Regions from separate parts of the Mus musculus genome. Here regions 1, 3, 4, 5, 6 and 7 are each linked to region 2. The links are chromatin loops, found by intact Hi-C in ENCODE. Cell type or tissue: heart. All regions are shown on one strand. Links, peaks and the distances in the headings refer to the core of each region. The heading gives the core; the rest is flanking DNA.

Region 1 (4,370 bases), core at 289-4,288, 380 kb before region 2:
GAATGTAGATTTTGATAAAGATGAGGACTGCGATAAAAGTTGGCTAAGCTCACAATGACGACTCTACCTCACCTGCGACAAGGCCTTTTCAGTGACTGGCACTGCTCGACTCCGTGGAACACGGTCTTAATAGGGCCTTAAGGACTTTGTGTAAGAGTTCCAGCAGAATCTGGATCCAACCTAAAGGCACTTTCCCTCACTTCTGGGTGATGGCGGTACAGGGTCGATTAATCGTCCCCTTTCCAAAATGTGACTTCTGTCCAGGAGGCATCGACAAAGAAAGAGCAAGCTTGACAAACCAACATCGAAGTTCAGAAGTTCAGAGTAATTTGTCTTGGGAACAAAGTCTTCCCTGAAGCTACAGGCATTCAAAGGAACTCCCGGTGCTCATGGGATTATTAAAAGCTATACCTGAGACTGGATCAATATTCTATCATTTTGGAACGTCCTAGGACTTCTTTTGGTTTTTCTTCTGCTGACATTTCCCCCAATAGGATCTAGCCTTTGCAAAGGGAGGGATCTGAGGGCTCCCAAGAATGTGTTTGTGCAGGAAACAACAACCTAGAGAGGGTTACAGGAGGGCGTGTGCGCCTGTACAAGCCTGCATGCCTGCGCGCTGTGGTGGGAGAGGAGGGGCGGGAGGAGAGCCGAGGGTTGCAAAACTGCCACCTAGAGGCACTTTCCCGCAGTGTATATAAAAGGCAAGTCCGGAGCCCTGAGAGATCTCAGTTGCTACAAACTGCTCAGCACTGAAGGAGCCTGCAGCGCTCACCGTCAGGAAGGCAAACCACAGCCCAGGAAGCCCTGAGGTAAGTAAGAAAGCCTTGCTTCTGCGACAGCTTTGCCGAGCAACTACGGCAAGGGGCAGGACTCCTGTTCTTACGAGAACTGGGCTTTTTCTGAGAACTCTTGGATCCCTGAGCTGGGGGCTTTAGAGCCTGCAGGTCCGGATTGGAAAGCTCAAAGCACGCTGCATGCCTGCATTGCAAGCTACTGCTCCTGATTTGGGGGATCTGAGTTCAGTCATTTGTGGAGGGAAACCTCTGTGTATGTTTGTTTGCTACTGGACTCTGATTTGTTTCTGTGAGTACTTAAGTTCCAGGAAGCAGGGAAACTTTGCAGAGAATGTGGGATGCCCCATTGAGGTTGCCCAAAGCCAGCTTAGGGGTGAGCTTGGCATCACTGTTTGCCCACTCCTACTTCTGGTTATCAGATTGGCTGTAAAAACCACAAGCGCACTTCCAGAAAGGCATGTGATATGCCCAGAGGCATCCTTCAGCGGACCAGACAACTGGGCTGAGCATTCTGAGTCTAGGATGAGTTTAAACTCCGTGCTCTGGGGGGTGGGGATGGATTAATTCACAGCTCCTGAATTCTGGAAGTTGTAAATTGAATGTTAGCTCCTCTTCATCTTATCTCTTCATGGCACCCCTGCTAATCTAATTTTGAGTATTTATTGTTCTCCTAGAAAGTGTTGTCCAACTTCAATTGGGACAAAAAAAAAAAAAAGCAGACACTAAGAAATCTAGTATTTGAATTTAAATCTACTCTCCAAGTGAACTGTGAGTGTTGCTGACTTTTGTTAGGGTGCATAAAGGTTCACTGGGTGGCTGGGAGTGAGGGAGACTCTGAGGTCAGGGGATCCTGGTCAGCCAAGACTCCTGGCTGCTAGCTACTAGGAAAATGAGGCACTGTGAAAGGCAGACTGGCTGTCTCTTCCCCTTTCTCTCTCTGTCTCTCCATTCATTTGCTCACAAACAGATTAATTAATTGTTTCGATGTGAGGTAGGATCAAGCATCTTTTTAAAGGTGTCTTGGGTTAGTGGCATCCCTGAGACCCCAGTCTGTGCTGTGGCCAGTATGGAAACTTTGTTTTTCTTTGAAGGAGCAGATGCTGGCTTTGTGGTCTTTATTTAGTTCAGGAGAATGTGGAGCTCAATGGATAGGACCAGAAAGGAGGGATGGGGGTGGTTCTGTTTTTTTGTGCCTGGCTCGTTGCAGATTGTAAATGGATAAAGCCCCCAAGTCCCCGTCTTTCTCCCATCTGAATAGAAGCCTGCCCCAAATGAAATGAAAACCCTGTTTCGATCGGGAGCTGTGCACAGGCTCCAGCTTGGAAACATTTTGCTCTAATTTCCCCCAGTCTGAGCGGTGAACACTTTGTGCTGCTCTCTGCTGAGCTCAGCTGCTGCCTCCAGGAGGCAGCAGGGGCTGGAAGGATCTGTCTGGGAGCAGAGGTGTAAAAGCTGGGGAAGTCCGACTGCTTGCTAGCTGCCTGTTGGGTTCCTCCAGTTTGTTTTTAAAGGGGCATGCACAGTGCAATCACACACATATATTTTAAAGTTCCAGAAAGCTACACGGCTGCATGCTTGTGCTTAACTGAGTCAGGGCTTTGGAGGGGAGTTTATCCAGTATTATTAGCAAACCCTTAGGGAGCTAAGAAAGTATTATGATTTCTAATCAGACCCAGAGCTGGCCAAGGGTAGGCTTTCTAAATGGGATAAAAAAAATGGAAGAAGAAGAAGAAAGAAAGACCATGAAACACCCTGGTTAGTCAGAACAGTGGCTTTTTGTGTGAGGATTTGAGGCAGAGTGCTCTAATTTTCAAATCTACACAGGGAAGTTGGTTGCAGTTACTCAGAGCTGAGTCTGAAGGGCCACTCCTTTATAAACTTTTAGAGTCACGGAGGAGGGGGAAAGGGCCCCAACAACTTTAGAACTTTTACTTTTCTGAGATCTTGTAGCAAACAGAATGGAATTTGGGCCCCCAAAGGCATTTGTACTTTTCAGCTAAGCAACCAGGGATTCTTAAGGACAATCAGGTATTAAAATGTTTCTTGTCGCCTGTTAGGCTGGGTGCATGCCTGTGATTCCAGAACTCCAGAGGCTGAGGCAGGAAGATTGCTATGAGTTTGAGACCAGCTTGGGTTATGTTGCCTACACATTATGTCTCAGAATAAAATAAACAATAAACAAACATAAAGTCTGGTAATTGAAATCTATGTGCTTAGATAAAATTGATAGACAAGTAGTAATGACTGTTTTCAAACTCCCCAGGCACTGGGGCACCTCTCTGCTGTTACAATGGAAGCAAACAGCCTAAAGAAAGAAGCAAGTGGGACCAGGTGTCGGGCAAGGATATTTTCTGCAGGGATTAGCCTTCTGATGCCTTCCTTGTTAAAAATCCACTCACTTAGAATTGTTTGAAGAGAGATGGTTAGCCTACACTCCCTCAAACTTCACTTTAAAAAAAAAAATTGTTTCTTATAAACACATCCCAGAGACTGTAGAATTTTATGGTGACAATTTTGCAGAGAACAAGGAGGTTGGCTGTGGGCAGTGTTTTGTTCTCCCAGCCCACGGCTGGGAGATATGGAGACTGTCTCAGGTGGCCTTGAGCCACTCCAGGTGGAGCCCTGGGCAGCTTGGGAAAGCTGCGTTTGAAGGCTGTGTCTGCTAAATAGCTGGCGTCTTTTTCTGTCATCTCTGCCAGCCTGAAGGTTGGTATATAAGAAGAGCCTAAGCTTTCTTAGTGTGGCTTGGGAACCTGAACCTCCTATTGTCTTGCCCAGGTCCTAAACTGGTGGGAATGCAGACTCTGGCTCTATCCTGCCAGCTGGCAGCCTTTGTATGTACAGGAACATCTAGATCTCTCTGCTAGATGCAGCTCTGCTCCCTTGGGCTGAGCACAATGGCTCTGATCCGGTTTCTGGATGGGACATTCATTCTATCTGTGAGTGCTCCCATGGTAGTAGAAGGCTGTCTCATGTGTTGGTGGGAAATTCAGCCAAGAACCCTGGGGATAGGTGGCCTGTATCAGAATCAGGGTGTGGATTTTTCTCTCCGTATTTATTATTTCTTTGAGTTCCTGAATAATTCAAAGCAGTTCCTTACTTACATGAACTGAGGTCACTCAGGGCCACAATGAATGTGTGGTCAGGACAGCATTGTTTCTCATTGGCTCAGTACTGGGGGATAGACAAGAGTCCCTTTCTGCACTCAAGACTAGGATTTGCCTGGGTGGGTGTCACGCTGGTTGGGTGTGTGTTTCAAGTAGACTTAAGTAGGGGGGTCGATTAATGGGCAACATTGCAGCCGTCATCTCTCTGATGGACAGTGGCCTCACGGTTCTGCAAAGGTGACAGTCAGACTCTCCTGCTTCAGTGAAAGGCTCTCTGTAGACTGTCCCAGCCAAATGAAAACACTGTGCCTGTAACACAGGACCCAAGTGGAAGCTGTTGAGCACAGCTCCTACTGGCTGGAGCATGGACAAGCTACAGCCCGTTAGTTACTAATGTGTGCATCCCTCGTGGCTTATCAGCTGCCCTGAACTGTTTTCAAAGGTGTAGATAGGGAAGACAGGCTGGATA
Region 2 (4,370 bases), core at 197-4,196:
AAATGTCATTATTACATATTTGAGCATCTTGGCATCTACTTCCTAGGAAGACCCAGGACAAACCCCTGCTTCCTGTTCCCCTGAGGACTTCCTTTTGCCAATCTGTTTCACAGAGTAGGGTCTCACCCAATTTCTGGCTCTCGTGATTTCTGGGTGCTTTGAGTTATCACTGTGTTTGATGTACCACAATCCCTAGGCTGCCCGGATGTGAATTGTCAAGGTCAAGAAACAGAGATGACTAACCAACCGAAAGATTTCTATCTGGGACTAATTGCAAAGCTGGAACTGTCATGGAGGACAGACAGAGGCCAAGGAGGTCTCTTAGAAGTTCAGAAACAAAGAGACATTGGAGTCTTATTAAACAAAGAAGTCCAGAGTGAAGGCTAGGGGCTGGTGAGCCCTGGTGGGCCAAGAGCTCGGTTATCATACCAAGCTGGTCTAAAGGTCAGGCCCAGCAGCTCCAGTGTGCATTGCTAAAAGAAAGGCAGTCTTCTTACAGACAAAGCAGGCTGTTACACTGGTCCGGCCATGCAGGGTGGTTCCAGAACAATCTCCCACAGCCTGCACTGTTTCTCTCTGCAGCCCAGTGGCTCCACTCCACTTCAGATGCTGTGACAGCCACAGACCACTGCCTTTCCTCACCCGCATGGCTGCTCCTGCAGCTGATGCACAGGGATCCGTTTGCTGACTACACTCTGTGTTTGGGAGAGCGAGCATCGTGGCCAAGGTGCCAAGGAGAAGAGAGGGAACTGAGGGACACAGGACACGTGAAGAGGTCAGAATGCAGATGTCCCCAGCCCACTAAGTTGCACTTATGGCACTTATGGCACAGACCAGGGACCAGGGGTAGTTAAAACAACAGTAACAACAACCACCACCTCCAACAACAACAACACTCTCATGGAAAAAGAGCTAGTGTGGTGCTTCACACTGTGTGCTGTGGGGCAAGCTGATAATGAGTCAGACAGAGCAAATTACTCACGTTCAGGTCACCTGCTCTTTACCTGAACCACTATTGCATAGAGAGTTCAATTTCTACCTAAGACTGGGGAAATCCCTAACTACAATGCTGTTAGGGCAGTGGCAATCTCCTGCAGGCATTTGTCCCGATATCGCCATTCACCACTAATACACAAAACATGTAGAAACACGAACAATTTAGTTCTCTTTCTTTCTAACTCGGGGACAATTAGACAGTGAAATGAAGTCTCAATTTTGAGGCCAGTTCTGTGTCATGCACTAGAATGTGGTCCCAATCCCACAGCAGTGGGGACACAGAGGACAGACAGTTCAGACAGTGATGGAACAAGAGCAGTGGCCATGCTCAGAGCTGGGCCTCTTCACAGTGCTGTAGGTCCTGCTGGCTCTGACCTGTGCAAGGTGATGCATGGTGTCTCAGGCCCTTCGTACTCTGTCCTACCCAAGACTACCTGCCCCTCAGGTCCTACGTTGGTGTCATTGAAGTCCTGTGGTGAAAGGAGGAATCATGGGTAAGGCGGGGTCTCCCTGTACTGTCCTGCTTTGCCCACTGAGGTGAGAGACCAGGATGTTGATAGTGTGAGATGGGCCCAGGTCTTCAGAGTAGATCCTCTCCTCTCCATGCATTGTAGAGCCAAGTAGCTCAGACATAGACTCTCGCTGTGCCAGAGGCGCTCAGGGTGGGGAAATTCTAGAAATACACACAGGGGGCAAAGGTGGCACACACTGGGCCCTGGCAAGTCACTGTGATTCTTATTGTCTGAATCCTTGTTACCTGTCTTGGTGGGACAGTCAGGGACCATGGATGGGATGGTGGCCAGCAGCATACACATACGCAGTGGGTGTCTAGAAAGGGGGTAACTCTTGCCTGAAACCAAACTCCTCCATGTCCCTGTGGTTTGAGGACTATAACACTGTCACAGGACGACCTGAGGTGCCACAACCTGACTCTCACCCTCTTCTAGCGCCCTGAGGAAGAGCTGGGGTCATGTAAGGCAGTGTGTGTGTGTGTGTGTGTGTGTGTACTCATGCATGTGTGTGCATACACATGTGTGTGTGTGCATGTGGGTGTATATGTAAGTGTGCATGTGTGTGTGCACATGTGTTAGTTGATAGCATGCGTGCGAGTACATATATGTGAATGTATATGCATCTCTGTGGCTGAACACACTCCTTGTCTGAAGGTCACTTTCAAAGACGCCAACTCTTCAGTCTCAGCTGAACTAAGAATTATACCAATCAAACTACAAATTTTAGGGTGAGTCTAACCGCCTTTGTCTGCCTTGTTTTTGCAAATCCAGAATTAGTCATCAGTTTTTCCATGGCCGAGCTCTGCCTGGTCAGAGACTTTGTGATGAGTGCCACCTTGTGGTGCCTTTTGTATTTCCCAGGAGCAGGAAGTAATGGTCTGAGGCTGCTAGTAAAACCCATTACCAGACTCCAGCTCTGCAGCCTCTCCTATCCTGGCCTCTCACATCTGCATGCTCATGATATAAACCCACCGTACTCTGCCATTCCCAGCTTAGGGGCCAGACCCATCCCAGAGCCACCCAATTCCCAAGCAAAGCTGTTATGAGTTTACAGACAGCATCTCAAACTGTACCCTGAAGTAAACCTCTTTTTTGTGATAATGTGCCCGCCTCCAGTATTTTGTTCTAGCATCAGAAAGCAAACAAAAGCAGAAGAGGAAAGCCCCGTGCCTCTTGATTAAAGTGCCTCCAGGAAATCCCACAAGACTATGCAAAAGGTAAGCAGGGCTGGTTGCCCTTCCTCATCATCTAAGTCACACAGTGAATCCCTATCCTCCAGGGCAACCCACAGAAAAGGATGCTTCAGACAATTTCATAGAATGCTCCGGGTATTTAATGGGAAAGCCCAAGGGAGCTCACAAGAAGGTTGAAGGTTTGAGGTTTGAGCTAGAGGCACCATCCAACCTCCTGCTTGCAGGTGGACACTAGTTTCATCTACCCCCTACTTATCTCTCCTGTCCTGTCAAGCTCCTATTGAGAACAACCCATTGTGATCTTCCTACTAAAAGCTCTAAGTCACAGGCTAGGGGCAGCATGTGCTGGAGCACAGGACAGAGGACACTTGGAGCACTAGTTGGCTTCCCCTGTCTGTATCTCTCTAAGTATCCTTTATTCCTCTGTCCATAAACTCACAGTAACAGCTTTGCTAAGGAATTAAACTGGGTCGCATGGTCCATGGAACTGCATGTTTTCCATAAGTCCTTCCATCCCTCCAACCTCCAGCGCTCTGGGAGCCCATTCTGGGAGTGTTTGTGGTTGCAGCAATGACAGGAGGGTGTTGTTGATTCTCACATTCCAGGATTTTACCTGGAAAGTGTCAAGGCAACTTTTAAAATGTTTTCAAATGAAAACCGGGGTGGAAGTTAAGGACAGAGAGAATCTGATTCGTCACATGGTTGTGGGGAACTTGGAGTGTATCTTGGAGCCCCTTCCCTGGCTCCTACACACAGGAAAAGCACCTTCCTACTTTCCTTTCTGGTTTGATCAAGGTATGGGCTCACATAGTCCTGCCTGGCCTTGAACTCACTAAGGAGCTGAGGACGAACTAGTGCCCAGGATCCTTCTGCCTTTCCTTTTCCTGTGTCACACACACCCAGCTTAAACAGACACCCTTTTGAAGAAATGTGGAGAAAATGTCATATTTCAGTTTTACCTTTTTACCTTTTTTTTTTCTTCCACAAATGGAGCAGAGTTTCTGCTCTTCTGTGCCTAGTGTGTGCTTTGAGGGTCTGTCTGTCCAGGCCTTTGTCTATGTTCCTAGTGGGTTTTAGGTCTTTTCACCTCCATTTTTCCTATCAAACTGTGTGTGTTCCCATTCTTTAATCTGTTTCCTGTTTTTCTTCTCTTTGGTTAAGAAGGACCCTGGTTCTCTTTGTCAAAGTGGCAGTGGCTGGGGAGGCAGCTTCGTAGTTAAGAGCACTGACTGCTCTTGTAGGGGTCCCAGGTCCGATTTGCAAATGCCACATGGTAGTTCACAATGATACATCTGTGACTCCCGGTTCAGAGGATCTGATGTCCTCTTCTGTCCTCTATGGCCACTGCATACATGTGGTGTACACACAGACATGCAGGCGAGACACTCACACACATAACAAATAAAATACGTTTCAACAGTCAGGGCTGTAGTAGCATGGGCTTACATCCGTGACCTCAGCTCTATCCCCATGATCTACATGTCTGTTTTTATTTTGTGTCAGCCAGCACCAAGGCGCTTTTATCACTATAGCTCTGTAGCATAGCTAAGCTCAGGAATAGCAATACCCTCCACAGCCTTCTTTGTGTTCAGGTTGCTTTGGTTGCCTTGATCTTTTGTGCTTCCTTATACAATTTTAGGTTTTTTCCCCCTATGTCTGTGAAGAAAGG
Region 3 (4,370 bases), core at 229-4,228, 430 kb before region 2:
AGTGCTCCCAATGGCTCCCATTATCAAGGGTGGCACGCGTTTCCTCCTGGCCTCCTCCTCCTCCCTCACCACTGGGTATTTTTGTTTCTTTGTTTGTTTTTTGTTTTGTTTTGTTTTGTTTTTTAGATTTATTTATTTTGTATGTGTGAGTACACTGGTAAACTGTAGCTGTCTTCAGACACACCAGAAGAGGGCATCGGGTCCCATTACAGAGGGTTGTGAGCCACCAAGCAGTGGCTGGGAATTGAACTCAGGACCTCTGGAAGAACAGACAATGCTCTTAACAGCTGAGCCATTTCTCCAGCTCTGTAAGCTGAGTTTTTCCATTCAAAACTCCCTGCCTCCCCTGTCCTCCGTCACAGCGACCGCCTCATCCCTTTCTGCTGTGGGAAACTCTCAGGCCTTCACTGCACCGGCTCCCCTCTCCCATGTCCAGAATGATCTTTCTGGCCCATCACTCCACGGTCAGTTACGAGCAGAGACCTTAGGCTGCTAATGTGGCTTCCAGTCTTGCCTCTTCATAGACTCATGCCAGGATCACTGGGTAGAGCCTGCTCTCTCTCTCTCTCTCTCTCTCTCTCTCTCTCTCTTTCTCTCTCTCTCTCTCTCCACCATTTTCCCATGGAGGAAGGGGTTTTGGATCCTTTGCCGTGCTAGCTCTTCTTCCCGCTGATCCGGGCTCGCCCTCTTACCTACACTTATTCTGTGTCTCCTATGGACCATCCTGGGTCCACACTGTCAAGTTCCTACTTCATCTCTATGAAGCTAAGAGCTGATATTCAACAGCCTTCCTTCGAGTTCCACAGGCTGCATGCATGCAGTCTGCTTTCCTGGTCTCCCCACACCCCACTCCTCACTTCCAGGCTTAGGTTTCCTGAAAGTCAGTATTGGGAGGCTGGGGGTAGGCTGGAGCTGGAGCTGGAGCTGTGGTATACAGCTGTTACACATTGACGCTGTGAGCCACTGCCCCATGAGGATGTCTCTTCAACAAGATGGAAACAGCACGCAGAGCTACAGCTTTACAGGATGGCTGTGGCCATGGCTGGGCCCTGAAACTTACTCCAGTCAAGCCATACCGTGTGCTCCCAATGTGAAGTAAGTGCAGAGCCAGGTACACAGGGTGGGGACAGACACACACAGGGCAACAGCCTCGGGGTTGGGCTGGGAAATAGGGTATTGCTGCTTCCCCCAGATCTTTCTGGAGCTCGATCTAGGGACTGGTGTTTCCACAAGCAACCCCTTCATGACTAATAGAAAAGCCACCTCGGTCACCCATGACATGTGATGAAGGCCTGGAGGTCCTCCCCTGGGGAAGGAGGGAAACAGTCTAGTGTTCCTTGCTGAGACAGGGAGAGTCATTTCTGAGGCACATTGAACTTGATAAAAGATAAAAAGGAGGAGGGAGGAGGGAGGGGGAAAGGCAGAAGCCACCCTGCCCAGGCGACCCCCCCACTAAGGCAATAGTAACCCACCACTTACAGGTTCGACATGGTTGGCCTCTTTCTGTCTTTCCTTCACCCACAGGAAAGCTTTTCCTTGGCCTCTAAAGGCTGGCCTACTGCCGAAGTTGGGGGAACTCCCCCTAGAGGTTTTCAGAGGTTGGGGATTCCTCTGGAGGGAGGAACAGGGACTGAGGACAGCCTGTCTCTTAGGGCAGGGAGAGGCTTGGCAGGGTTGGTGACCTGTGGCCACCCTCCTGGAGAGCAGGCTCTGACTGGGATTCCCTCGCTCCGGTTGCTGCCTCGGGCTCTGGAACCCCACTTCTCCCACTAGAGCGTCTTCAGGTGGCCCCTAGCAACAGGAACTCTACATCTGAGCAGTGCCTGCTTATGTTTCCGTTTCCGTGGCAACTGCAAGGCAGGGCGCGAGGAGCTAGGGGCGAGGCAAGTTCTGCAGCTGACCGGGTGGGAGGAGCTACGTCCGGCTCTCCAGGTCCTGCTTTGTCTCTGTCTGGAGTCTCTGACATCTTCCCATCTTCAGAGTGGGTGCAGAAGTTGCGCACTTTGGCAAGCGCAGAGGCCGGCACTCCATAAAAGAGAAGTGCCCTGTTTATGTGAGCCGTCAGCGACCCGCAAAAAGGCTTTTCTTAGTTTTCATTCTTAGTTAACGTTAAAATTTAGTGGCAAACTTTACAAAGAATCTGCAGTTCCTTTAGGGGCATGCCCTGAATCGCACAATAGAGAGACAGGATTCGGGGAGGGAGGAAAATGTGGGGGGAAAGTGGAGAAGAGGGAGAGGGGAAAGAGGAGAGCCAACGCAGGAAGCAACAGACCCAAACCACAGACCATTATCGAGGGAGGGAACAAAGGAGGTACGAACCTCTCCCCAACCCTGTAGCAGTATGAACCTCCATCTAGAGGCTGCAATGGAGTCCTGATTTATGCTAGGCCCAGTTCCCCAAGTCTTTGTGGAGAAAGCAGCCAGCCAGACAACACACCAAGGGTCCCAGGGATGTTTTTTTGATGAAAGGGTTCAACAGAGAAAGGAATTGGGAAAAGCTGAGAAAGGCCAGGCACAACTCAGCATGTCCTGACTTCGAGGAGCCGGAATCAGCCATAGTGACTGTGGCTGGGTAAGATGGAGACTCATGGGCTGCTCAAAAGGGTTAGCTGGTGTTCCTGGGGGGCGGGGGAGGAGGAGCTTCTAGGGCTCTGGAGATTGGTTAATTCCTTGGGGGAGAAATATGCGGGCCTGACTTTTGATCCCTAGCACCCATGGGGAAAAGCCAGGTTCTGTGGCACACATCTTTGAAGCCTGTGCAGACAAGACGATCCCTGGTGTGCACTGCTAGCCGATCTAGTCTGTTCTGTGAGCTCCAGGCTCAGGAAGAGACTCCATCTGAAAAAATAAATGAGGTGAAGAGCAGTCCAGGAAGAAACCTGATGTTGATTCTGGCCTTTATCTATGTGCCCGCCCACAATTCATGGAAATACAAAGAGACATCTAAGGTGGGATGGGGGAAATAGAGAGAAGGAGGGAGAGAGAAGGAGGGAGGGAGGGAGGGAGGGAGGGAGGGAGGGAGGGAGGGAGGGAGGGAGGGAGGGAGAGAGAGTTTTCTTGCTATGTTCTGGGAGAACCAAGAGATGGCAAGACAACACCAGGAGCCATGCTGGCTGTCAGCAACAAGTGCTTTCAGTGCCAAATACAAAGTGCAAAGCTCTCGAGGGGAGAGTGGGAGCCACTTAGTGCTCAAATAGGAAAACCATCAGGACCTTAACTAGCGTGTTAAATGTCAAGAGAGAACTCAGGACCCCACAGCTTGACCATAAGAGCTTTCATAAATTACCTTGATCTACTTGCATTCCCAGGCGGAGGTAGAAGGAATAACTCAGTCAGCGCTCAGCTGGGAGAGGGCAGTGCCAGCTGCTGTATGAAGTCAATGCAAGTCACACACACACACAAGCTCATCAAAACAAAGTGCTTGACCACGGTGCTCAGATAGCAAATAGTGCACGCAGCTCCGAGTTTGACGCTAGGGTGTCAGGCACAGTGTTGTGACGTTGGCCACCACCTCACTGGACAGTTATGTAAGGTGGAACTGAGAGCCGGGGGTGTAAGCAACTAGTTTCAAGGCCACACTCAAATAGACACTGGAGTTGATGTGTATCACTAGCTGTTTGGTCTTCGAAGACCACCTGGAGTTTCCCACCTTGTAAAGATGGGAACCGCTTCACCTTTCCTGGTGGTGCCTTTGAGAAGTCAAATGATTATGGGTCAGGCCCTAAGTAGCCCTGACGAGGGGACAAACAGCTGAAGGTCTCAATCTCAGTGTGGGTACCAACACTTGTCTTGGTTAAAGTTTTGGGTTTCTGTGAGACCAAAACAGTGGGTCCTCAGCTATTCATCCATCAGGGACACCCAGCACTGCTCCCTGAGGGGACAATGCAGAAAGCCCACTGCATCCACTGCCTTTAGTGATTCGCACAGCCTCAGCATTCAGTTGCCAAGCTCCTTGTCAAGGGTGCTTTACTTCTTGCTCTCTTTGGAGCAAATAGACACTTACACTGCCATCTGAAAAGCCAGATAGGGCAGCAGACAGAGACACTTTGCTGGAGTTAGTAGCCTTCATGGAGTTTGGGAAAGAGTGACCATGGGGTGGGGGTGGCTATAGGCCGTCACCACAGAAGGACACTTTCTTGAAAGTGAACAGGCTCAGATGCCTGTGGAGGTCCACTTGAGCTATGCTTGCATCTAATGCTTAAAGGTCATCTGTGAAGGCGCATCAAGCTCAAAGCAGGACCCAGGCATCCCTGGAAGTCTAGAAGTGGTGGTGTCCCTGGGGGGATTAACCCCCTTTTTGGATCAAGGTTACCTGGTTGTCTTCTCCTCAGGGCTGTCTATCAAGCCCAGGAAGTCACTGTCCTCTTGTG
Region 4 (4,370 bases), core at 205-4,204, 300 kb before region 2:
AAGCACAGAGGTACAGATAGAAAATTCTGGAAAAGAGTCACCGAGTCAAGCATCTGGTATCTCATTAAGAGCAGCAGGTACTTGCAGGCACCACTGAAGGCAGTTGAGCCCTGTGATGATCTGCACTCAGAAGGGCGTCTACACCCTCTTGACTAGAGTGTACTCCTGCTGAATCCTCAGCCAGCACACCTAGGGCTTATGGGAGAGAAAATCGCAGCACTTGGCCATTCTCAGGGCATGTTGTGGGCAGAGTACACAGTCTGCTCGTTATGCTGAGAATCTATGCATTGAAAACAAGTGTCTCAAAGTCTTGGGCTTCTATCTACTCCCCTTGGTTTCTCCTCCCCAGGCCCCTCCTCCCCTTTCTTATCTGGCCGGCCCACACCCTGAGCCTGCTCCCTGAGGTCAGAGGCTGTGCTGCGTCCCTAGGTCCCTGGAGGATAAGTTTTGCCTTTCTGCCCATGGGGGAGGGCTTCCACGGCCATGGCTGCCTCTATAGATCTTTGGGGGAAGTGGCCAGGAAGGCCCTGCTGACCTGTTTTGAGCTCACACTCAGGTTTCCGCTCCCTGGGTTTGTGTAGAGTAGCTGGAGGGCCAGCTATAAGTAACCCACGGGCTCCAACCTGCTCTCTCCTGGTCCCTTCATCTGTAAAAACAATTGCTGTTGTCCCCCACCCATCTCCAGGAGAGTTCCTGAGTGCGTGGGAATCTTGGGATGTTTGGGGAATTGTTCTGGTTTCCAAGGCTACATGGCTGGAAGGATGGGGCTGAGTGGCTGTGGTGGGGGTGGGGTGGGAAGGACTTGGAGGTGTCTCTCTCTCATGGGCTGTACTTCTCTCTGGCTGGCCCTCGGAGGTGGTAAGCCTCAAGTGGATGGAGAAGCTTGTTGCTTTTGTAGGCAGACACTTCCATGTAGAAACTCAGCATGACTCTCTTTAGACTGTGCCGGTGGCAAGCAGGTTAGAGCCTGTGTTCCTGCTACTGAGCCAGAAGGCATGGCTTCTGGGGCAAAGGCTGTGTCTGGAAAGGGGGCTCTGCCCCTGCTCACACATGGTGCTGAGCACACCCTCATTGAGGGAGACAGTGGCCGTGAGTTTGGGGTAAAAGGCTCTTCTGTTCTCAAGGAGACGGGTCTTGGTGTGAGAATATGGGATGGAACATTTTACACTGGTTGGAATCAAAGGAATGCATACCCCAAAATATGATAGGCAGTCATTCTTGTAGCGATACACAGAGGCAGACTGGAGAGGGGCTGGAGAAACGAGCACCAACAGACAACCCACTCCACTGTCCAGCAGGGAATTAGGGGTTATTTCACACACACACACACACACACACACTTACACACATCTGTGTTTTTCCCAAACAGGAAGTCACTGTGAGGACCTTTGTTAACAGGACACAAGATGACTACTCCTATGCTGATCCTGGGAGCCTACTTATGTGAACTGACTGCGGCTATTTCAAGGAAGAACAGGGCTCTCCCTCCCTCCCTCCCTCCCTCCCTCCCTCCCTCCCTCCCTCCCTCCCTCCCTCCCTCCCTTCCTCCCTTCCTTTGGGTACCCCTGGCTCTCCTCACTTCTTTTCTTCTGTCAATCTAAAACAAAATGTGGCCCAGTGACTGTGTTTGGAGACAGTAAAGCATTACAAAGGGAGTGTGCGCTGTGTAAGCTTTGGCATCTTCAAAAGGGTGCGCCAGGGAGAAATCCTTCAGACTGAGAACTCCGAGGATAGCAGAGATTTTGACACAGCAGTCTTTGTCTAATAAGGATCAGTAACCAGGGTGACATTAGTCTGAGGTTGAACACTTGCTGGGCAGATGTCCTTGCAGAAAGGATGGCTCTGCCAGTGTCTTGTGACAGCCACGATTGGGCTCTCATGCATGAGAGCCCTTCCTTCACAATCCCCAGCTTTAGCTGTCCCTTGGGGCAGATTGACACTAGAGACACTATGTCCTGACAACCTCCATATTTTTTTCATACCCTTTTCTTTTCTCATCTGAAGTTCAGGTCCCAGAATATGTAATCATTTTTTTAACATAAAATATAGGGGCTGGCAAAATAGCTCAGAGGCCAAACCCACTCACTGCTCTTGCAGAGGACCTGAGTTTGATTCCTAGAACTCAGCACCCAGCAGCCTAATGGTTGTGCTTTACAACAGTTGGTGACTCCAGTTCCAGACAATGTGACGCCCTCTTCTGGCCTCCACAGGGACTGCATGCATGTGGTGCACAGACATACTGCTGGCAAAGCACACAGACACATAAACAAAAGGTAGCAGAACATAAGACCTGCAACCCACCCCAGAGGCAGAAGTCTGTATATCACTTATACACTTTCTGGAAGCATCTGGGGTACCATGGAGGCACAGATCAATCTAGTGCTATGTGTGTGTCCCTCAGACTTCTGATATCCTAGTCTTGTGGGCATATTGTAACGGTACCATGATGATGACATCATGGATGAGACCTTTTAGAATTCCCTTTTAATTTAACGATATTACTTATTTTGTGTGTATGTATGGGAGTGGAGACTTGCTCCAAGGCATATATATCCATTCAGTCAGAGGACAATTTGGGAATCTGTTCTTGCCTGATACCATGTGGGTCCTGAGAAATGAGTTCAGATGGGTGGGCTTAGTGGCAAAAACCTTTACCCACTTGGTAGTTCCTAAAGTCCTTAACAATAGTATTATGATTACTATAATTAACAATGAAAGAAACATCTCTATAGAAGGTCACTCACCTATATCAGGTTTGCTGGCCTTTTTAATGTTTTCACAGAAAAGGCAGGCTCTCTCTCTCTCTCTCTCTCTCTCTCTCTCTCTCTCTCTCTCTCCCTTCCTCCCTCCCTCCATCCCTCTCCCTCTCCCTCTCCCTCCCTCTCTACTTTCTCCCTCCTCTCAGTCTTTCCCTCCCCTCCCCTTCTTCCTCTCCTCTTTCTCCTCTCCCTCTTTCCCTCCCCCTCCATCTCCTCTTCCCCCAGCCCTCTCTTCCTCTCTTCTTGTTTCTCTCTTTCCATAGGATTGGCCTTCAAAATGAAACCATCCCACCCGTGGGATTACAGGTTTGCACCAGACAGATTACTTCTGAATAATTTGAAATGGTTTGAAGTTTAGTTCTTATTTAAAAGCAAGACCTGGGGATTCTCCACAGGAAACACAGAGAGCTAGGGGAATCTCAGGGTCAAAGCACAGGTGCTGGGGACCCTGTTAGCCATCCCTGCATCCCTGGTGTCTCAGCAGAGAATCTGTCTGACATCACATTGAGAAGCTGCAATGTTTCCATGGCTTGCCCCCAAGTCACGTCACAACCATTTCCATTGCAGTATACAGGCTATGAACCTTTCAGCCCGTGGGGCCACTGCCCTGGTGAGTGACTTATTACTGTTACACTATCATGGAGGTGGCTAAGGAAAGGGCTAGCTCAGACTCCTCTGTCTCTTTCTTGCCCTCTCGTTGTCTGACTTTCATGATATGATATAGAAAGAATGCCTTGACCAGACACAGCCTCTTGATCTTGGACTTCCCAGCTCCACACAACTGTAGGGAGATTCATTTATCTTGTTTGAAAGTTGCTCAGCTTGTGGTATTCTGTCACAGCAGCAAACATACAAACAAACAAACAAACAAACAAACAACCCCAGACTGACTTGTATACATGTGAATATCTCTGGTGGTGAGGGGCCCAGGAAGCTGCAGGCCTGAAGGTAACCCCCTGCCCCACCCTCACCCACTTCCACCCCACCCCTCACCCCTGCCAAGGAGCTGAAGGAAGTAGGGGTGGAAGAGGGAGCTTGCCCTAGAGGAGCTGCCTGGAGGAAGCTGAGCAGAATGGTTCCTGCTTCCTCACCCCACTGGGAAGGGTTTCTGTGCTCAGGCCACCCTATGACATCATTCCTTCTCTTCAAATGCCCCCTTTCCTCTTTCTTCTTCTATGCCTTCCCCTGTTTTCCTCTTTGCCATCTTCTCCCCCTGCCCCCATCTCTCCTGCGCTTTCCCTTCCCACCTTCCTTATTGAGACAGTCTTCCGGAGATAGCCCAGGATAGCCTTGAACTCACAGGATTCTCCTGCCTCCCACTCTCTTCAATGAGTAACACCAACGCCACTTCCAACTCTCCAATCTCAGTTCTGTAAAGAAACGTGGTGGTGACACTGGGGACCTCATTGTCCCTCCCCATCAGGCTCTGGGGAAGTTCCTGTCGTCTGAACTTGATTTGCTCAGGTATGGGTCAAAGGAGAAAGAAGAAAAGTCACTGCAGCTGCAGTGGAAAGCCTGCTTGTAATGGCAGCCAGCATCACAAAGCACCAACCCACCAGTGGGGTAAACAAGTCCTTTTCTCCCAGGTTGGTTTTGGTCAGTGATGTATCA
Region 5 (4,370 bases), core at 110-4,109, 310 kb before region 2:
CTTTTGTCCACATGCAGAAATGAGGCTGGATTGGCCAAGGGGAGAGCAAAGCAAAGGAACTGACCAAGGCCTGACTGGGAGGATGTGAGGACCATGGTCACTGTGCCATCAAGGACCAGAGTAATGAGCCAGAAGCAGTGGTAAGGAGTAGGGGACAGGTCAGTGAAAAGATCCTGTCTAATAATTTAAAACTGCAAAGCCATGCAGGACTCTAACTTAGAAACAGAAAGAAGTCAGATGTAGAGGGCCATGCCTGTAATTCTGGCACTGGGGAGGCTTTAGCAGGAGGACTGCCACAAGTTGAAGGCTATCTTGAATTAGATAAAGTTCTAGGCCAGCCTGGGCTATAGAATGAGAACTTGAGATCTTAAACTCTTGTCCCCTCTGCCCCCAAATAAAAGGGAAGAAAAGAATGGAAGGGAGGGAGGGAGGGAGGGAGGGAGGGAGGGAGGGAGGGAGGAAAGAGACAAGGACAAGAAGAAGGAAGTGAAGGAGAGAGGTTTCTAGTCTGAGGGCAGAAACCACAAGTCTGAGGGCAGAGACTACAAGTCTGAGGGCAGAGGCTACAAGTCTAAGGGCAGAAGCTACAAGTCTGAGGGCAAAAGCTGCAAGGGCCAGAGCTGGTTCCAAGGTTCAGCCCTGGGATCTGATGACAATGGGATGGGGCCCCTCATGTTTTGGGGAATTAAACCCTTGGGAATCCATCAACCCTTTGGTACTTTGAGCTTCTGGATCCAAGCTTGCTTGAGTGAAGCTGAACCACAGGATAGATGCAGCCTGGGAAGATAGAAAGCAGCTACTGGGGCATTGGATCCCATGGAACTGGAGTGCTGGTGGCTGTAAGCCACAGTGTGGGTGCTGGGAAATGAACTTGTCCTTTGGAAGGGTGGCCTCTGGAGCTATCTCTCCAGCTCCAGTAGGAAAAATCTTAAAATTGAAACCCGCAAAATTCTTCTATGACCCCAAGTAGACACACGAGCCCCTCGAGCTTTCCCCCTGCCTCGTATGTGGCTGTATCTGGGTGCTTCTTCCAGGTGTCTGTCACAGAGCTTGTCTGCCTTTCCCAGGATTATTTCAACCAACTTCCAAAGGGCTATCTAACTTTAATTTTTTAAAAAATGATAGTTCTTAACTCCCCCTTTAGCCCACCACCCACCAGAGGTAGTGGAAAAGAAAGGATACAGGGGAAGTGGACCTGGTTAGCCAGTTTGTTTTTTTTGTTTGTTTGTTTTTTGTTTTTGTTTTTTGGTTTTTTTTGAGCAGCTTCCATCTGTGTTGTCTGGAAATCAGCAGTTTAGTTTACAGGTTATTTAGTAGCAGCTCGGTCTACTGGTAAACATTTTATGGATATATCAGTAGTCCAGTTTGGTAGAGTTGGGACAGTAAACATGACTCAGCAATGGTGGCATGACCCAGCAGAGACAGCCAGGCCTCAGTGTCGGCACGAGTCAGCAGGAAGGACTAGGAAGGTCATCAGAAGAAGTTCTTAGCTGTGCCTCTCAGCAAACATCAGCAAAGTCGAGAGCCCCATAAGCTGTTGCATAGTTAGTTCCACAAGTAAGCCAAGCTCAGTCTCTGTCACTGTCTATCAAGTTTTATTCGTGTTATCTCTAAATTTCATGTGTTCTCCATGGATCTTTCCCTAGCACGTGACTCGGCACCTGCATCTATCTCAGCTGACATCACTCTGTCAATGAGCCTGTCCTCGGAAGCTGCAAGTAGCTATAGCACAGTACCAGAAGTTTTTTTTGGCATTTCTCTCTATGGAGTTCCAACAGATGGAGCTCAGCTGCGCAATGTAAGGTGGGCCAATACATAAATGTCCTTAGCAAAGAATCTTTCATCATGTGTCCTTTCATGTGCTTGCTTTAGTAAAACATCCTTTCACCTGTGTCTGCTTCAATGAAATGGTCCTTCATAAGTCTGCCTTAGTCTTTCACCTGTGTCCACTTCAGGAAAACACTCCCTTACATGTTTGCCCCAGCAAAACACCATCCAACACAACCGACTTTCCAAAAAAACCCTTACATTTCCACTTCAGTGCTGAGTGAGGATGTGGGCAGGACCTAGGGGGAGCAGCCACACTTTGGGCTGCTGAGGATGGGGTGGGGGGCAGCTTCTCACCTATGCTGAGTAGGAAGCAGGAGGCATCTGGAATTTGCTCTGGCTGGAGTGCAGAGGGTGTAAGATGCTCAACAGATGGCACACCCTGAGCTGCTGGTGGTGAGTAGGCTAGGCGAGAAGACGCAAACATACTTCGAAGCCTGAGGATCTGCCTGCCGGTAACATGGTGGCGCCATCTTGGGATGAGTCACGTACATTCCGACATGGAGGGGGTGAACAGTCTGCTGGTGTCATGGGAGAGGGAGGAGTGGTGAAATTTTCAGCTGCCAAGCTGGTGTTTGAAATGGAAATGGCCCAGCTGTGCAGATGATGAACCGAAGGATGCTCCTGGTAGTTTCTTTTTAACGGCATGAAGGCAGGTCAAACAACAGCAGGGCATTTTAGCTCTTTCACATGAGCTGGAGCATGAGGAAGATCTTGGCAACTAGTCCGAACTCTGCCTGCTAGCGGGCGGAGGTCCTTTGCAGCCTGCTGGGCAGGGTGTGGCTAGACTTCGGAAGTTTGTTTCTTGTATGGGAGCTTTGCTCTTCTTCAGGATGAACCGAACTGAATAAAAGCAGGAAGCGTGTAGGTGATTTGACTTCTCATTCAACAGACCTAGTAGTACCCAGGTAATGGCAAGCAAGCATACCCCTCCGGCCTTGAGGATGGGGTGCCCTTAGTCACCTTCAAAGTACAGGGGTGTGGGCAGTGGACCTATGCTGTCAGTGTGCAGTGCTAAAGTTTACTCCATGTGTGTTCTCTGCACAAGTCCACATACGTGTGGGTCTATACGTGTTTAGTGTGCACACGTGCAAATATGAGTGCATCTGTATTAGTATATGTGTGTTGTGTGTATGGCTGTTGACAGCAATTCCTGCTTCAACTCACCACTCCAAGGAGGAACACATGCCTGGGTTTCCTCTCCATATTGCTCAGGAGTTCAGGCCCAGCTAAAGACAGGCACACCTTGACCCTGACACTGGTAAGGAGCAGGAGGAAATGGGTGAGTAGCATCTACTACAGGAATAGTCTCACCCATGGTGGAAAGGAGGTGAGGCTGAGGTAGTTTCTTTAAGAGCCCAGGGAAATTCAGAGGATAAGATTCTCTTAGGAACGCTTGGCTCATCCAAGGAAGAGACTGGCCCTCAGGAGTTTGTGACTTGCACAGGGTGTTGTGGGATCACTGGGCTCTGGAATAAGCTGTCACTGATGCTAGTGCCTGACCTAGCTCCAATGGACAAGGAGCTCTGCTGACTGGCAGCACTTTCTACCCAAGGCCTGTGCCATTTTGTGCAGAGAATCCTGCATGAGACCAAGGGTGCTGAGGGGACTTCTGCATATAGTGACCGGAGAAACTTCTGGCTGCCAGCGGGGCCTAGTGCTAAGGATTGTAGGCATACAACCTCACTGGTCCCCATAGAGCCCTCCAGGCACACTGTAACACGACTAGCCTTTAGAGCTGTTCCCACTTCACCATAAGCCAGTTCTCCTGGGGCAAGTCCCAGGCCTAACAAGGCCCTCCTCTTCTCTGCTGTTTGTAGTGGAGGCCACTCAGCCCTCTCCCACGTCCCTTTCCATAGGGCAGTAGCAATGCCTGGCCAGAGCCTAGGCCAACTTCAGAACTCAGAATGTATGCCCACAGTTCCCCAGTGGCAGTAGCTTCCTGAATGCGCCTATGTCTGACAGACACTACCTCAAGAGGGGTTGTTTATGTCGCCTTTCTCCTCAGAGTCTGAAGTAGCTTTCCTGGAAGCCATTCAGCATGAGACACATGCTCCTAGCTCCTAGCTCTGCAGTCATGCCTGCTCTTCTGAGGCACTGGCTGGTGGCCGCGGAGGGCACCGACTATGCAGCTGGTCTGTTTACATCAGTGTATCCAATGCCCGCCTCTTCCTCAGGCCCAGTCAGATGCTGCTAATTTTCCGTTCTGGTCTCAGCAGATCCTGATGGCCTTGTCATTTGTGGAAAGAGTGTGTTTGAAGCCCCCCCCCGCCCCCCATGCCCATGTGCTGCTTTATTGGATAATATTCTATTCATCCCCCGTTTATGTCTCCAGAAAATATGCAACTCATTTAGTGTAGAAGGCTCTCTCAGCAACCACTGTCCATCGCTGGCAGATTGAATATCGCGCTAAACATATCTCGGACACACCCTAAGCGCTTGCTTGAATGTGGTCATCTGGGAGACGTGCTGAATCTAAACCCTGGCACACACGATGAAGTCTGTTGCTGAAAACACCCGGGGGCACCTGCCAGCATGCAGTC
Region 6 (4,370 bases), core at 294-4,293, 91 kb before region 2:
CAACCTAAGAGTGTCTCTCCAGGACCAGGAATCAGAACTCCCAGTGTGCTCTGCCCTTGCTCTGTCCTCTGTTCGGAAGACTCAGAGCGGTGAAGTCTTGGCTGATGGCAACTCAGCTCCATTCCCATCTCTGCGTGAGAGCTACAGTTATCTGCTGGCTCAGTCCCTCAGTTGGATGCTCCATAAAAATTCCGAGCTTGCCATTTCCTCCGAGATGAATGCCAATCGCCTCTTTGTTTGTCTACTGATGTAAAACATAAGATAGCTCTTAACTGAGGATTTCCGTAACTTAAAAACGTTTACGGAGATTTTAGTTTTAAAATGGATGTTCAATGCATTAGAACATTAAAATAAGGTTTCTCCAACCCTAACCCTAACTGTAGATCTATCCCTGACAGCAAGCCAAGCCCACACTTTCCCTTGAACTTGGACTCTGGGCAGGGAACGCAGAACCTATCTATGCACAGTCCACTGACAATTTTACAAAGCATCATGGACTGTCTGTAGTCTGGCATGTCACCCTATGAAAATATGTCTCTAAACGAAAAACTAATGGTTTTGTTTTATTTTTATAGTGAATGGGTTGTAGAAAGCCAGGAGGAAATTCTGCCTTCCAGACTGCTTATTTTACTTGGGAAGGGAAAATGCCTCGCTAATGGTGTCCTTGAAGGCGACCTGAGCCAAGGAGAAGGAGCATTGCCAAGTTTAATGGGGTAAAAATTCCTAAGAGCAATAACAGCAAATTATTTTTGGGAGTAATGCCCACTACCACCATAATTATTTATTAAGACTGGGAAGTCACCATCTTCAATTCACAATGACAGAGAAAACAGAGTGAAATGATCAGCACATGGTAGGCTGGGCAGCAAAGCACCCCTCCCAGACAGCAACAGTCACCAGTGCTTAGCGGCAGACCGTTTAACCTCAAAAGATGAAGACGTCAAAACCAACAGCATCTAAGTTCAGGGGCCTATAGCAGTGCATCAGTGCATTATCTATGAAGAATGATTTTCAAAAACTGCGGAAAGTAAATTAAAAGGTCCGCATTCTCGAGGCAGTCATGTTGAGGGGAGAAAATATGTATAGCTGTGCAGAAGGATTCGCCAAAAGGGTTTTTATGAACTTGGCAAAAAAATAAATAATTTTGAAAAGTATCCAGAACAATTGGCTTGAACTTCTAAAAGACAATCTGAGACACAAGTGTACCACAGACGACCGTTGTGGTCTTGTCTCGCAGTTATTAAAATGTGTTTTAAGAGTGACGTTCATGGGTTTGTTAGATTGTTGGATAGGCGTCTGAGGGACACGTCGAATATAGGGCACAGTGTGGAAGAGAAGGAGATTGCACACAGCACAGACAGCCCCATGTGCAACGTGACATGCCCAGAGCCACATTTAATAACAGGAAATATAATTAGACAAAGTGGGTTTAATCACATGGTTGATTTAATGCCATATAACAAGCCAAACTGTCATCATTTCAGTGTATGATTGACCAAAAAAAAAAAAAAATCACTGATGAGAGTTTTGGGTTTTGCATTCTGATTTTTGTTTTTGGTGTATGGAAGGCTTTGACCTCTGAACTATCTTCTTTCAGGTGTTCAGTGATAACGGTGACTAGGGGAAATTATAACTTCTGTGGTAGTCTGAATGAAAAAGGACCCCATAGGTTCATAGGGAGTGGCACTTCTAGAAGGTGTGGCCTTGTTGGAGGAAGTATGTCACTGTGGGTGAGCTTTGAGGCCTCAGAAGCTCAAGCCAGACCCCAGTGTCACTCTCTCTTCCTGCTCTCTGCAGATCCAAATATAGAACTCTCAGCTACCTCTCCAGTACCATGTCTGCCTGTGTGCCACTGTGCTTCCTGCCACAACGACAGTGGACTAATGGAGTAAACCTCTGAACTGTAAGCCAGCCCCCATTTAAATGCAGTGATTACAGTGTCTCTTTATAGCAACTAAAATCCTAAGAGAACCTTATATTATACATCACAGGCTGGTGAATTTTATGTGTTTTTACATCATTAAGAAGAAAAGTGTGCAAGGAGATTAGGTGAATGGTATGATGTCCCCATAATCATTTGAAGATTCTAGAAGCCAATCACAATGAATCAAAATCACATTGCAAGTCATTAGATGCACTAAGGTCTAGACAAAATAGATTATAAGTAAAACCCAAGTCAGAAAAGCCAATTGTCAAGAAGACTGGGTGGCCCTGAGCATCCGGAGGCCTGAGACGTCAGATGTTATGAGCTGGGCTGCCTGTATACTGGGCAAGTCCTAGGAAGGTGGTTTGACATCCATGGCCCAGGGCTCAAAAAACATAGACTGTCTCAAGAGTGATTCAGACAGCTGCCTGCATCAGGCAGCCCTGGTGGGGTGAGGCAGCATACAGAAGTTTCCAGGCAATGATCCATTTTGGAAGTCCAGAAGGGTGTTGACCAATGTTGGAGAATTTGTCCAGAGTGACCAGAGCCCTGCCAAGGAAACTCCACCCAGAACTGGAGCTGTGCCCTGGGAAGGAGGCCACAGGGAGTCAGGCTGTCCTAAGACCTACCAAGGTCTTGGGGGAGGTGCCAATCCTGGAAGAAGGGATGTTCTCAGGACCTCAGACACTCAGTCCAGACAGAGAACAAGGTGAGGTGGATGCCTGAGGAAACAGAAACTGAAACAGGGAATTGCCACAGGCCACCCCATGTGCCACCAGATTGCCTCAGGGAAGTCCTAACTCACTCTGCCTCTAGTTAGACTGGGGACACGGTTTAGAGGAGTAATGGAGGTTAAATTAGGCCATGTGGTAAGCTCAACTGGAATTGTAAGACTCTGGGGAGCCTTAGCTTACTGGAGACTCCCTGAGTGAACCACATGAAGACAGGATCGATGCAAAAAACAAGAGGAATTTATTGTTCCAGTGCACTGGGGTCGTCCCAGACCCGAAGGAGAGGCGGCGACCCCAAGCACCAGCTCAGTTTTTATATGGTTTCTAAGGGCAGAACAGAGAACAACTAGGCACAATATGATTGGTGGAACAGTGCACCCTTTAAACTGATTGGTCTTTAGGGAATGAGGTGACAAGGACTTTCCTTGTCTGAAGGTGAGCAATGGTCAGTCCTGTGGAATGTGTCCCCACCCACAGGTCAGGTCGGTCCCAGCCCTTTGGTCTGAGAAATGCTAATTAGCCTTCCCCTTCTGGAGGGGCGAGTGTTTCATGACCTTCCCAAAGTTCCTGAGCTGACGACCTTTTCAGAAGCAGAAATTGGGACACAAATTCACATCATAATATGTTATGAAGACACAAGCATGGCAGCCACCGACATGCCCAGGAGACAGGAGAATCAGCACCTGATCTCTGTCATCCAACCTCTGAACCCTTGAGAATATGCATGATTAGTGTTTAAACTGCTTCATCTGTGGTGCTCTGTTGTGGCTTCCCTAACACACCCTAACACTGGAGCAGAAACAGATTACCACACCTTGGGGATCACCCCCAAGAATGCAGGAAAAGACTCAGCAGGAGCATAGCACCATGGCACAAAGCCCTGTGAACTTCTTGGGCAAGAGTATCCTCATTTGAAGATCAAGAATCAGTGCTAATCCCTGCCTCGAAAGCCTGCAGCCAGTACCATACAGGGACAATGTGGAGTATGGCAGATCAAAGCTAGGGTGCTCAGCTGAATTCAAATTTTAAATAAGCAATCATTTTTAAGTACAGTTCCCAAATATTGCAGCAAACATACTTCTTTTGAAGAATTATGAAGGGGCCTGTGTTAAAATAAGCAGACATTCCGATTGTAAGAAAATCATCTGCATTATCAGCTTTAACTAAAAGTTATAGATGAACTTTTCTCCTTGGTAGGAGGGCTTCCGGGTCAGCAAGACACATAGGTAGCATGAGTTTGATCACCTGAATTTAGTCCCTGGAAGCCACATGATAGAAAGATGGAACTGTCTCCTATGGAATGTCCTTTGCCCCCTAGATGTACACTGTGGCTCATGTATACCTGCCCTTGAGCATGTGTGTGCTTGCACGCACACACATACACACACACACACACACACACACACACAATAATAACAACAGCAATAATAACAATAACCACAACAGAACAAAGTCAATTATAACAGGGATTAAAGAAAACTTTCAAAATACCTAAAAGAGGAAGAGAGTATGGTTCAACCCGTACTGCTTGTGGTGCTTTGAATGAGGATGTACCCCATATGGTCCTGTATTTGAACACCCGATCCTTAGCTGGCAGTGCTGTCTGGGGAGGTTTAGGAAGTAGGTCTTTGTTGAAGAAAGTATGTCACCAGAGGTGGATTTGAGAGCTAAACAACTCTGGACACTTCCAATTCACTGCTTCTTGCTTAAGGCTC
Region 7 (4,370 bases), core at 241-4,240, 340 kb before region 2:
TGTCACATGGTGTAAATAAACAATCCTTGCATCAGGGGGCAATTCTTCAGCACCTGGCCTGTTGATGTCACCACTGTGACCAGCAGCAGCTCAAGGAAGACTGAGAGGCACCCACCAAACAAGCCTGACCCACAAGCTCAGTGTGAGGAACCTGGAAAGATACTTGGTGTCCCAGAATGTCCCTTCTGTGTCTGGATACCATATTCTAGGACATCTTGGCTGAAGGCACAGGTTCCTATAGAATCTTTTTTGGTGTTGAAACAAGTTACCCTACCTCAGTAGGTTCAAGCAAAACACAATTCGATCCTCCAAGTTTGATCTTTGCCACTGCTGAAGTTGGCCTGCTTGGAGAGCTGGCTTCTTTTGGGGGTTATGAGGAGACAAACTTCCTCATCATTTGGACATCTACTGTGTTCCTTGATTTGTGGTCCCTTCCTTCAGCATGAAATTCTTTGCTGTCACCAGCACACGCCCTTTTCTCCCCTCTGTGGTCATCCCTCTGCCTTGTCCCTTTGAGGACATGGTGTTATGATCAGAACATGAGATGCCCTCAGAGCCTCATGCTTGCTCCTTCATTTGTGGCTTTATTTAAAGGCCATGCTGGCAAAGCAGGCACCAGGATCTTGCTTTTGAAGGAGACACCTGTCCCTGGTTCTGCTGGACATCTTTGTGTTCTGCTCTCTGACATGCCCTCTCAAACCTGCTGAGATAGGGTAACTTGTTTCAACACCAAAGAAGGCTCCATAGGAATCTTCAGCTGGAATGTCCTAGAATATGGTATCCAGACACAGATGGGACATTCTGGGTCTTCAAGCATCTTTCCAGGTTTCTAACACCGAGGTCATGGATCAGGCTTGTATGGTGGGTGCCTCTCAGTTTTCCTTGAGCTGCTGGGAACAGAGGTGACATCAACAGGCCAGCCACTGCCTCCTGTTCCTGTCACCAAGGGTGGAACCTGCTCACCATGCCATCCTCACTTTGAAACTGTGAGCCAGAGATACCCCACCCCTAACCCCATGACCACCTTAGGTTGTTTCTGTCAGGGATCTCTGTCACAATGACACAGGAAAAGTAGCCGAGATGCTCACTGTGGCCACATTGATAACCCAGGCCTGTCTTTCCTTAAGACTCTTATTTTGGAATGGGGAAGATGGCTTAGTCAGTAAGGACCTTGCCTTACAAGCATGAGTTTGAGTCTAAGAAACAAGTGAAAAAAAGGCTCCTGTGGTATGCACTTGTGATTCAGTTGCTCAGGTGGAGTGGGGCAGGGGTCAGAGACAGGAGGATTCCTGAGGCTTGCTGGCCCCTAGCCTTGTCTAATCAGAACCATCAAAGAAAATCAGAGAAACAGTGTAGGAGGCTGGGCATGATGGTGCATACCTTTATTCCTAGAGCCTAGAGGCAGCAACTAGTGAGTCTCTAAGCTTAAGGCCAGTCTGGTGTATATAGGGCGTTCCAGGCCAGCCAGGGCTATGTGGTGAAAACAAAACCAAACACAAACAACAAAAATCAACCAAAAAATTTCACAAAAACCAACCAAACAAACAAAAAACAAAAACAAACCCATAAAACCTAAACAAATAATAAAGCAAAATACCAAAACAAGTAACTCAAAACAACAAAACAAAATAGACATGCTTGACGAACGACAACTGAGGCTGTCTCCTGGCTACACACACACATACACACATTCTCTCTCTCTCTCTCTCTCTCTCTCTCTCTCACACACACACACACACACACACACACACACACACACACACACACGTCAGGATAAGAGGCATTCCACACATGCTCTGGGGATCCGATGTGGACACCTTTTTCTTGTAGGAATGGGGCAGCATGCAGCTTAGCTCAGAGTACGAGAGAAGACTGAAGATGGTGGTTGGCAGCTCCTCTACACTGGTGGTAGAGAAGATGGACCTGTGAAGACAAATAAGGCAGAGTTTGGGGATGTATGCTGTCAGGGTAACCAGCAACCAAGGAGAAGAGAAGCCAGGGTAGATAAAGGTCAGGTGTGGCCTGTCTGTGTCTGAGACTGTGCCTGGCAGTCAGTATGGGTTCCATAAGCACTAGTTATGTGAAGAAGCAAATGCGTATGCATGGGGTGCAAGGTGGGGTGCTGCTGCTTCCTATAGGCTGTCCCGCAGCCTCCCAGCCTTGCTCTCTCAAGCCCCCTAGGAGAGCCAACCCAGGAGAGCTGCATCAGACAGCTCTGATTCATCTTAGGGTCACAGTGCCACCTTCAGGGAGTACGACATGCATAGGTTGCACTGACCTTGGGGGAGGCAAAGGTGCCCGGGCCTCAACACACAGAAGTAAGCCCGGACAGGTGCCAGGCTTTCGGTTCCGTTCCACTCTCATCTCTACAATCTGGGGGACAAAAGGACCCACAAGTCAACTCTGTATGGTTCAGGACCTGGCTTCCTTTTCTAGGCTTTCCAGCTCTCAAGGATGGGTCAAAAATGTCCCTGCTCTCCAGCTGCTGCCCAGTTCTCACAGCTGATTAGAGGGCAGATGGGAAACTCACATGCTGAGCTATTTTCTGAACTGTCTTCCCTGTCAGTCTGTCCAGGAGGCAGTCTAACTTTCCCCGACTATGTGTGTCCCAGGGTCGAGGGAACCCTTCATACTTAATTATATTCACTTGCAAAATAGATGTCTACTGAGGTATAAAGCACTCCTAGAGTTGATGCTGGGGCAAGCTGGACCAATGACGGCACTGTCTCCCTTCTGAAACTTCCAGGGCCTTAATCCTGTACACACTGGTGGATGGTGCTGGGCCCAGAGAGCTTTACATTCCTTGGCCTGGTTGGACACACGTCAGTCTCCCATTAAGAGCTTTGGTTGTGGCGTTCTTAGAAAGTTATTTGTTTTTCGGAGTTGGCGAGTTAGCACACAATGAACTGTCTCCTAAGAAGAGGAGACGGACCCCAGGCTGCAGGCTGCTTCAATCAATCATTCATTCATTCACTTATCCATCACCAGGGGGTGTCCGCTGTGAGCCAGACACTGTGGATTTAAAGATGAAAAGAGTTTGGCCCCTGTCAGCTCCCAAGGAAGGCTCAGGCTGACCACTGAGTGGGTGACAGGCGTACAAACAGCCTCCCGTGGCCCTTGGGAGACGTGGGCTGAATAAGACAGGGGGACAGGACAATCATAGACTAGGAGAGTCCAGGGTGCCTGGCCAAGGAGGAGAATTCTGTGCTGGTTGAATGAAGTGTTGGGCCTGGGGGAGGGGTTGGCGAGCTGAATACACCTCTGGCCTGAGAAGCTATCCAGATATCATGCAGGGCAGAGAAAGGAGGCAGGAACAATGGGGGAAGAGGATGAAGAGTCATTGCATCTTTTTTCTCTTGAAAGAAACAGGGTGGTGGTAAAAACATGTAAGTTAAATAACAGCTTGGTCATCTGGTGACAGGGACAGGTGCCTTTGGGAGATGAGAAACTGCAGACAAGGAGATAGGGGGAGGATGGTTCAATGGTTGGCCAAGATAACACGAGGCAGAGTTTGCCATGGCTCAGTAGAAGGGACAGAGAGAGCCTTATCCTGAGACCTGCTTGAGAGCCAGGGAAGGCAGAAAGCCATTAATGCCCAGGCAGTGGGGCTACCTCTTGACTTCTTTCAGAAAAGTGACAGCCACTGTCCCAGGAGCACTGGTGGAGGAATGGAGTCAGAGGGAAACTTGAGGGTGCAAATCTCACTTGCAGAGGATGGGCATTCTGGGGGGGGGGGCATGGCTGGGGGTGGGGTGGGGGACGCATGGAAAATCTGTGAGGGAAACCCAGACCTCAAGCCTATGTTCATCCTCCAGACTACACAACCCCATGGGGCCTCTGTATAGTCCCTGGTTGGAGCACAGATGAGACTAAGAGAGGCAGTAGGTGGCAGGCCACACCTGGAAGGGCGAGCTGCCAACAATAGACAGAGAGAGCTTGAAGGAGGATCAGCAGATCTGCAAGCTATGTCAGCTGCCCAGTGAGTACAGCGGTTGATGCCTGGTTTAAACCTGATGCTTTCTTAGCCACCGAGATGGTGAGAGTCAGCACTGACACTTGCTGGGTGGGAGCCAAGGGGTGTCTGGAGGAGGAAGCAAGTTGCACCTTAGGAGTGAAAGAAACAACATCCATCACTTAGGATGCCCTGGAGGTAGGCTCTGTGGCCAGCTAGCTCTGAGTTCTTCCATCTACACAGCAGGCAGGAAGACAGGAAGCTGATTGCACACTGCATGCTGGGACACTAACTTTATTCCTAGTGGTTTGGGAGGCTGCAAATATGGGGGATGATGATGTGCCTGGCTGGATGTACTGGGATCTTACACTGTAACAACAGATCCTATCAAGGTGTGAGAATACGTGGATTCCTTCCT

Evidence for each region. A loop is a pair of places that touch in the nucleus more often than their neighbours do. Peaks named below come from ENCODE experiments on the same cell type or tissue, not always from the same donor. Only the 100,000 strongest peaks of a DNase experiment are listed, where the experiment ranks them.
Region 1: a loop joins it to region 2, with 6 times the contacts of the local background. A loop is called at or near these places in 24 of 42 quality-filtered maps.
Region 3: a loop joins it to region 2, with 2.5 times the contacts of the local background. A loop is called at or near these places in 4 of 42 quality-filtered maps.
Region 4: a loop joins it to region 2, with 2.6 times the contacts of the local background. A loop is called at or near these places in 2 of 42 quality-filtered maps.
Region 5: it touches region 2 in a loop (2.6-fold over the local background); 6 of 42 quality-filtered maps call a loop at or near these places.
Region 6: it touches region 2 in a loop (3-fold over the local background); 8 of 42 quality-filtered maps call a loop at or near these places.
Region 7: it touches region 2 in a loop (3-fold over the local background); 4 of 42 quality-filtered maps call a loop at or near these places.

What each region holds. Positions count from the first base shown.
Region 1 is chr1:90,203,279-90,207,648 of GRCm38, forward strand. It overlaps Ackr3 (atypical chemokine receptor 3), which reads left to right and starts at 702. Exons shown (of 2, transcript NM_007722.4): 1 at 702-809. In heart, for the core only: CTCF peaks have their summits at 694 (motif pointing left) and 2,188 (motif pointing right); DNase peaks (open chromatin) are centred at 683, 2,213, 3,633, 4,123 and 1 weaker place; H3K4me3 peaks cover 4,000 bases; H3K27ac peaks cover 4,000 bases.
Region 2 is chr1:90,586,210-90,590,579 of GRCm38, forward strand. No RefSeq gene overlaps it. Among named protein-coding and RNA genes, the nearest start is that of Gm35192, 5.5 kb to the left of the region's middle. In heart, for the core only: a CTCF peak has its summit at 2,347 (motif pointing left); a DNase peak (open chromatin) is centred at 2,362; H3K27ac peaks cover 2,404 bases.
Region 3 is chr1:90,151,686-90,156,055 of GRCm38, forward strand. Iqca (IQ motif containing with AAA domain) reads right to left here and starts at 1,751. Exons shown (of 19, transcript NM_001368722.1): 1 at 1,480-1,751. The coding sequence starts at 1,490. 4930434B07Rik (a long non-coding RNA gene) reads left to right here and starts at 1,807. Exons shown (of 4, transcript XR_878374.2): 1 at 1,807-2,053; 2 at 2,388-2,572; 3 at 2,710-2,948. In heart, for the core only: no CTCF peak of the experiment used is centred there; a DNase peak (open chromatin) is centred at 1,866; H3K4me3 peaks cover 951 bases; H3K27ac peaks cover 1,750 bases; H3K27me3 peaks cover 3,080 bases.
Region 4 is chr1:90,289,255-90,293,624 of GRCm38, forward strand. 2700003A03Rik (a long non-coding RNA gene) reads left to right here. Exons shown (of 4, transcript XR_003947931.1): 4 at 1,370-1,516. Among named protein-coding and RNA genes, the nearest start is that of 2700003A03Rik, 19 kb to the left of the region's middle. In heart, for the core only: a CTCF peak has its summit at 2,208 (motif pointing left); a DNase peak (open chromatin) is centred at 537; H3K27ac peaks cover 1,814 bases.
Region 5 is chr1:90,273,748-90,278,117 of GRCm38, forward strand. It overlaps 2700003A03Rik (a long non-coding RNA gene), which reads left to right. Exons shown (of 4, transcript XR_003947931.1): 1 at 1-158; 2 at 1,647-1,803. Among named protein-coding and RNA genes, the nearest start is that of 2700003A03Rik, 3.1 kb to the left of the region's middle. In heart, for the core only: no CTCF peak of the experiment used is centred there; a DNase peak (open chromatin) is centred at 2,321; H3K27ac peaks cover 3,064 bases.
Region 6 is chr1:90,495,281-90,499,650 of GRCm38, forward strand. All of the region lies in intron 1 of Gm28722 (a long non-coding RNA gene), which reads right to left. Among named protein-coding and RNA genes, the nearest start is that of Gm28722, 6.5 kb to the right of the region's middle. In heart, for the core only: a CTCF peak has its summit at 2,416; a DNase peak (open chromatin) is centred at 2,491.
Region 7 is chr1:90,243,492-90,247,861 of GRCm38, forward strand. It overlaps Gm34930 (a long non-coding RNA gene), which reads left to right and starts at 3,774. Exons shown (of 6, transcript XR_878384.1): 1 at 3,774-4,036. In heart, for the core only: a CTCF peak has its summit at 2,244 (motif pointing left); a DNase peak (open chromatin) is centred at 2,200; H3K27ac peaks cover 3,440 bases.